Linked DNA regions of Homo sapiens: region 1 is linked to region 2. A link is a contact called in ENCODE Hi-C or POLR2A ChIA-PET data. All regions are on one chromosome and are shown on one strand. The core of a region is the stretch at or near the end of the contact, and the rest is flanking DNA. Distances in the headings are between cores, read along the strand shown. Region 1 holds the start of LINC02767 (long intergenic non-protein coding RNA 2767). Region 2 holds the start of CD46 (CD46 molecule).

Region 1 (2,709 bases), core at 4-2,503, 210 kb before region 2:
TTACCGAGAAAGTACAGTCTCTGGAGTTAGAGACAGGTTCAAGTCATAGGTCTCCACTTACCAGTGGTGTAACCCTGGCAAGTCACTTTCCTTGGGTGAGATCCCATTTCTCCATCAGCAGAATATGGCCTGTAAAATCGTTGGAAAGATAAAAATAACATACGTAAAGTACATGGAAAATAATAAGCACTCAAATGGTAGCTATAGTTATTTATAACCAAGAAAACAGGGGGAGTGGATTTCTCCAGGTTGGACAGCTGATAATTGGTGGAACCAAAATTCCAAACTACTCCCCAGAAGCTTCAGTTCCTTATCCCAAGGCCCCTCTGCTCCCCGGAAACTAAGTCTCATACTTCTGTAGCCAGGTGCGACCCTCCAAGGCAAATCTCTGCCCACCGACTCACAGAGAGGGAACCCCCACCAAGAACCCGCTGGAAGCCTGGCGCCACACAGCTGCACTATCTGGAACCTCGCGCGACTGCAGCCCTGGGGGGCGCGCCCGGAACCGAAATGGCTCAAGAGACTTGAGGACCGGCGCGTCTCCTTTCTCCGGCCCCAGTCCCCAACTCCCGCCACAGCGCAGAGGGGGCAGTGCGGTGGGAGGGGGGGAGTTGTGGGGCTGGGGCTCCGGCCTGGCCGGTGAAGCCCCAGGACCCGTCCGCTTGGGGTTAAGGCAAGGGGTGCGGCACGAGGAGCGCAGGGAGCCCCGAGTCCCAGGCGCAGACCCAGCTGCGGACCCGCCGTACAGCCCTGGTGTTGCAAGCGTGGACCGTGGGCGTAAGGCCCCGGCGGGAGGCACTCGGCCCGGCCGCGGCCGGGTCTGCAGGGTCCTGGCGCAGCGGATCCCGGCGCGCCCTGGCCCGCGGCCCGCAGGGTTCAGACGGGGCCGAGACAGCCAAGCCCGGTTCGCTCGCGCCAGGCGCTGGAGCCAAGGCTGACGGGCGGTTCTGAATCATGTTTGGAGGAGCGGCGCGGCCCCCAGGGCTCCGCTGAGACGCGCTGCAGGGCTGTCCGGGCCCTCCCTCGGCGACGCGGCCAGCAGCCCGCGCCGCGTCCTCAGCGGCGGCAAAAACTAGGAGTCCCGGGGCTCTGCCGGGCGCCGGCACTGGAGGGCAAGAGATGCTGGCTTCCCCCGGGGCTCATCACCCCGGGGTTCCACAGCACTTACGTGGGATGGGGACCCCGGAGTAGACCACGGACGGAAAGGAACGGTGGTTTCATTCTCTGCAAAAGAAATCCTCGCGCGCACACGGGTGCCCCGGGCCAGGCAGACCTCCAGCAGAGGCGCCCAGGTGGGGCGTGCAGAGCTTCTGAAAGTGGGCACCTACTTTAGGAGGCTGGCAAGCACAGAGAGCCCAGAATCACCTGTGCCGAGCCCTCAAGGGGGCCTTCTCACAGCCCTGATGTGCCCCCTTACTGCGATTAAGGCTGTTTGCGAGTCCTAAAGAGCTTGCGTTATGCAGGGCACTTTCAACCAACCATTCCTCTATGTACAGCAACCTGTGAAGCTGGCAGGACCAGTACCTTTATTCGTTTTACAAGTGAGAAAGCAAAGGGGTGGGAAAGCCCTAGGGTTCTGTGCCCGACTGCCTAGTCAGGCCCTGCCAACCAAAGATTGAAGTCCGTTCTTTCTCTCTCCTGCCAGGAGGCGAAGAAGTGTCCACCCTGTCTATTGAGAGGCCTCTACTTTAAGAATTAAGCCAGGCAGTCGCTGCTGTGTGGAGGGGTGTTGACAGCAAGTGACAAGGAAGCAAGTCTTTATCGCAGGAAAAATTACTTAAGTGGACTCCTTAGCAGCCTCCTTTCCATTTGGAATGAAGATTAGCACCCCTAGCCCTAGAGCTGTGATTCTCAAAGTGTGGTGCCCAGACTAGCAGCAGAAGCATCACCTGGGAACTAGTAAGAAATGCATCTTAACTGCCCCCTCCTAGGCCTCCTGGATCAGAAGCTTTGAGGTAGTGCCAGCCCAGCAATTTATTTTTTTTGCTTTTCATACATATATATATCTCCACAATGGATGAAAGAGAACAATCATCAAGGATGTAGGTACCAGACACAGGGCAGAAGGTAGCTAGAAAAGTATGCCTGAAGGAAGTTAAGGACCCTAGCCTCATTCCTACCTCGTTTCAATAGGTGGACCTAGCATAAATAGGTTACTTTTCCATTGTTCTAGCTTCCTCTGCCCCATCTACAAACATGGCACAGCTGGCTTGCCTTGCAAGGCCTCAGCTGAAGGACCCCATGTACACACAGGCCAGTACAGCAGTATTAGGATCTAGAAGAATCTCATCCCCATATATGGTCTCACTCCAAGTCTATGGCCGAGTACCTTCATTGTTGTGTGCAAGATGGTGTCATCCCTTGAAAATATGGCCGCTTCAGCATAAAATAGTTAAATCTTTATAATGGTCGATTATCTCATCCTACCCCCTTTTACATGCAGCTGAAAAACGGCAGGCTAGGGACATAGAACATTGTGGACTTTATACTGTTAGAATCGCTGCCCATCAAATGATCACTAGCTAATGGTCACTAAATTTACAAATTAAGGAAATTATCTATAGAATACTGCAAAGACACAGTAAAAAGACTGAAGTTTGCCCATTTCTGCTCAGGAAGTCCCTTCACTCCTAAGCTTCATATGTTGTCCTTTTGAGCCCAGCAATTTTTAAGGAGCCCTTCAGGAGATTCTCTGATGCACAAAGAAAT
Region 2 (2,700 bases), core at 27-2,526:
GGATAGGCCTTAAGCTTTAGCTTATGAGCTGCAGGGGAAAACAAGATTAACATTATCTGCCTTCCTTTGTTAGGATACTAATTTCTCACTAGGTTTGGCTACCATTGTTTTTTAGGTTGTTTCACATCTCTCAAATATGACTCAAAGTAATGAAAAGAAGGAAAACAATGTCAAAAAGCCATTAGGCAATGGAATCAGATACTATCTATATTGGTTGGGAACAGGAAGAAGACTCGATGGCCCACCCACCCCCCAAAAAAGCAGCCATTTACAAACTAATAGGAGCTCAGGTAACACGGAGACTGTTCACAGAAGGCACAAAAAGCATGGCGCGCCCTTACCACCTCTCTAACCCCAGGCACCGAGAGCCTGCTCTCACTCAACATGCCCTCCCTAGCCCCAGAGTCCGCGCTCACTCCATTCAAAGCAAACAGTTGAGCTGTCTTGCCCACAGTGAACTCTGCACACAGGCCACTTACGCACAGCACGCTCCCAGCAACACCTGGCCAGGCCCCTGCTCGCCCAGCCCAGCACATGGGGCACAGCAGACGCACTGCAACCCTTACCGCGGGTACTGTCCAAGCCCTAATGAACACCCCACTCACCAAGGCACCAAGGGAACACAGGGCAAACTCTCACCACGGACACAGCACGGGCCCTAGCAACACTCCCACGCACCTGTGCACTCCAGAACAAGCCCTCACCTAGGGCGCCCAGTCCGCGCTCCCCTGGCCGACTGGCTCAATCCCGAAAACACGATTCACGCTTTTTTTAGGGACGCAGCCAGATCCTGCGTAAATGCTGGCCGCGCACACGACGCCACCAAACAAGCTTCACCTCGGGCTCTGCGTGGTCCCCGCATTCCCCGCCACATACCCCCGGGATCTGAGCACTGCACCCCTCAGAGAACCCTGTCCCCAAACAGGCACGGCCTGCTGTGAGCCCCGCCCCGCGACTCTTGCCCGACTGAGGAGAGCTCTAGTCTCGCCGCGGACGCGCGAACCCGCCCCGGGGTCCTACCGGAGAAGGAGTACAGCAGCAACACCATGGCCGCCAGAAGCAACCCAGGAAAGCGCCAGGAAGGAAAGGGACACTCGCGGCGGCCGGGAGGCTCCATGCGCGGCGCGGAAGACGCTGTTATTTCTCCGGAGGAAAGCAGAGAAACCGAGAGCCAGCCGAGCAGGGAAGTCCCTTCTGGGTCCAGATATGGGACGCAACAATCCCCAACTCACAAAGCATCCAGTGCTGCAGGACAGGTGGGCGTGGCCCGAGCCGCGCCCGGGGCGGAAGTGCGTCGAGTCACCAGGGCGGCTGGGGCCAATCGGCGGGCCGCGGGGCGGAGCCTCGGCGTTCATGGGCAGCCCTTGGCCTTCGAGAGGTCAGGGGGAGGCCCTGGCGGAACCTAACAGAACAGGTTCCCCGAGGCCGCCTTTTTTCTTGCTAAGCCCTTGGCCTACCATCCCGGAAGCCTGAGGCGTCCTGCGGGAAAGGACTGGCTCGCCGTCATATTTGTGACCCAGGCAGGGTGGAGAGAAAACTAAGCTGCTTTGGTAATAGTTTCCGGGAATTCGGGAGTCAAGAATAAAGCACTTCGACCTAAAAATAGAGATCCAGAGTCTAGACAGGGGGTCACCGTGGGCTAGCACCCCTCAGGGTTAGTTTTATCCTGGGGCACTGCAGGCTGTCAGGACTGCCTGGGCCCTTACTTGGTATTTGGCATTAGTCAGGCATTATTGGGAACAATATTTGAGTTTTTCTTGCTTGAATGCCTGCTACTGGATCGTCTCGGGGCCGTCTTGTTTTCACAATCTCAAAGGTTTGGCTTCTGCACTCCCAGCCCCTAAGGTAATTTGCCCTTTGCTCCCCTCCCTGGAGGGGACCCTTCCGAATCTAATTTATTAAGCAACACCAGGCAATTAGAATATTGAGACTCTATGGGGCCCTTGCCCTTGAGCAACTAAATTTTTTATTGAAGACGAAATATACATGCATGAACAATGTAAGGACAAGGGTGTCCTAAGTGCCAAATTCCTGGAAGCAATAAATGCAGAAGGATTCGGATGGGTAGAAATTGTTAGGTGAAGAGTGGATAAGGGGGAGAACTTTTCTGGTGAAACAATCTGAGGAACAATACTGGAAAATTAAGAATGAGCAGGATTGATTTGTAGGATTGTGAGTAAACCGGAATGACCGGTAAAAGGAAAAGGACATGACTGACATTAAAAGAGCAAACAAAGAGTTGACATTTCTTCCCCTCAGATTGGCAAAGAATTAAAACGTCAGCCAATGTGAGTGAACGTGTTGCAGGGGGACCAGCACTCTGTAACATAACTTTTCAGTATGTTAAAAGTCTTAAAGTGGACATGACTTGTGTTAGGCTCTCAGTTCCCAGAGAAATCATCAGAGCTGTGATCAAAGCTCTGATGTGATCAAAACTCTGATGTGATTAATTTTTGAAAAAATGTAAACCCTAAGTGTCTAGCAAAAGTAATAAAGAATTTCTGGCAGTTACCTTTGTGTGATGGAATTCTATGCAGCAAATATTGCAAAAGAATACCAAATATGAGAAACTATGATATCATTGTAAGTGGAAAAAGCAGAGTCCAAACTGGCATGTGCCTTTTGGCAGTCCTTTTATTAAAACAAAAGTACCATATTGATATGTATAAAAAGAAACTAGGAATACAGCAAAATTAACAA

The links. A loop is a pair of places that touch in the nucleus more often than their neighbours do. ChIA-PET counts read pairs that join two places held with the same protein, here RNA polymerase II (POLR2A). Pooled maps may share reads with other maps.
Region 1: a loop to region 2 is called in a map of B cell, with 5 times the contacts of the local background. The contact joins the promoter of LINC02767 here to the promoter of CD46 in region 2. A Hi-C loop is called at or near these places in 6 of 168 maps with a recorded cell type or tissue (B cell, CD4-positive, alpha-beta T cell, ascending aorta and 2 more), 4 of 37 single-sample maps with no recorded cell type and 23 of 50 pooled maps. POLR2A ChIA-PET finds 5 or more read pairs at or near these places in 2 of 52 experiments (CD4-positive, alpha-beta T cell and MCF 10A).

What each region holds. Positions count from the first base shown.
Region 1 is chr1:207,957,535-207,960,243 of GRCh38, reverse strand. It overlaps LINC02767 (long intergenic non-protein coding RNA 2767), which reads right to left and starts at 1,253. Exons shown (of 3, transcript NR_167983.1): 1 at 1,169-1,253; 2 at 5-129. RefSeq lists enhancers at 781-1,280, 1,281-1,782.
Region 2 is chr1:207,750,630-207,753,329 of GRCh38, reverse strand. CD46 (CD46 molecule) reads right to left here and starts at 1,276. Exons shown (of 13, transcript NM_172351.3): 1 at 1,021-1,276. The coding sequence starts at 1,117. RefSeq lists silencers at 389-746, 1,326-1,435 and an enhancer at 1,016-1,225.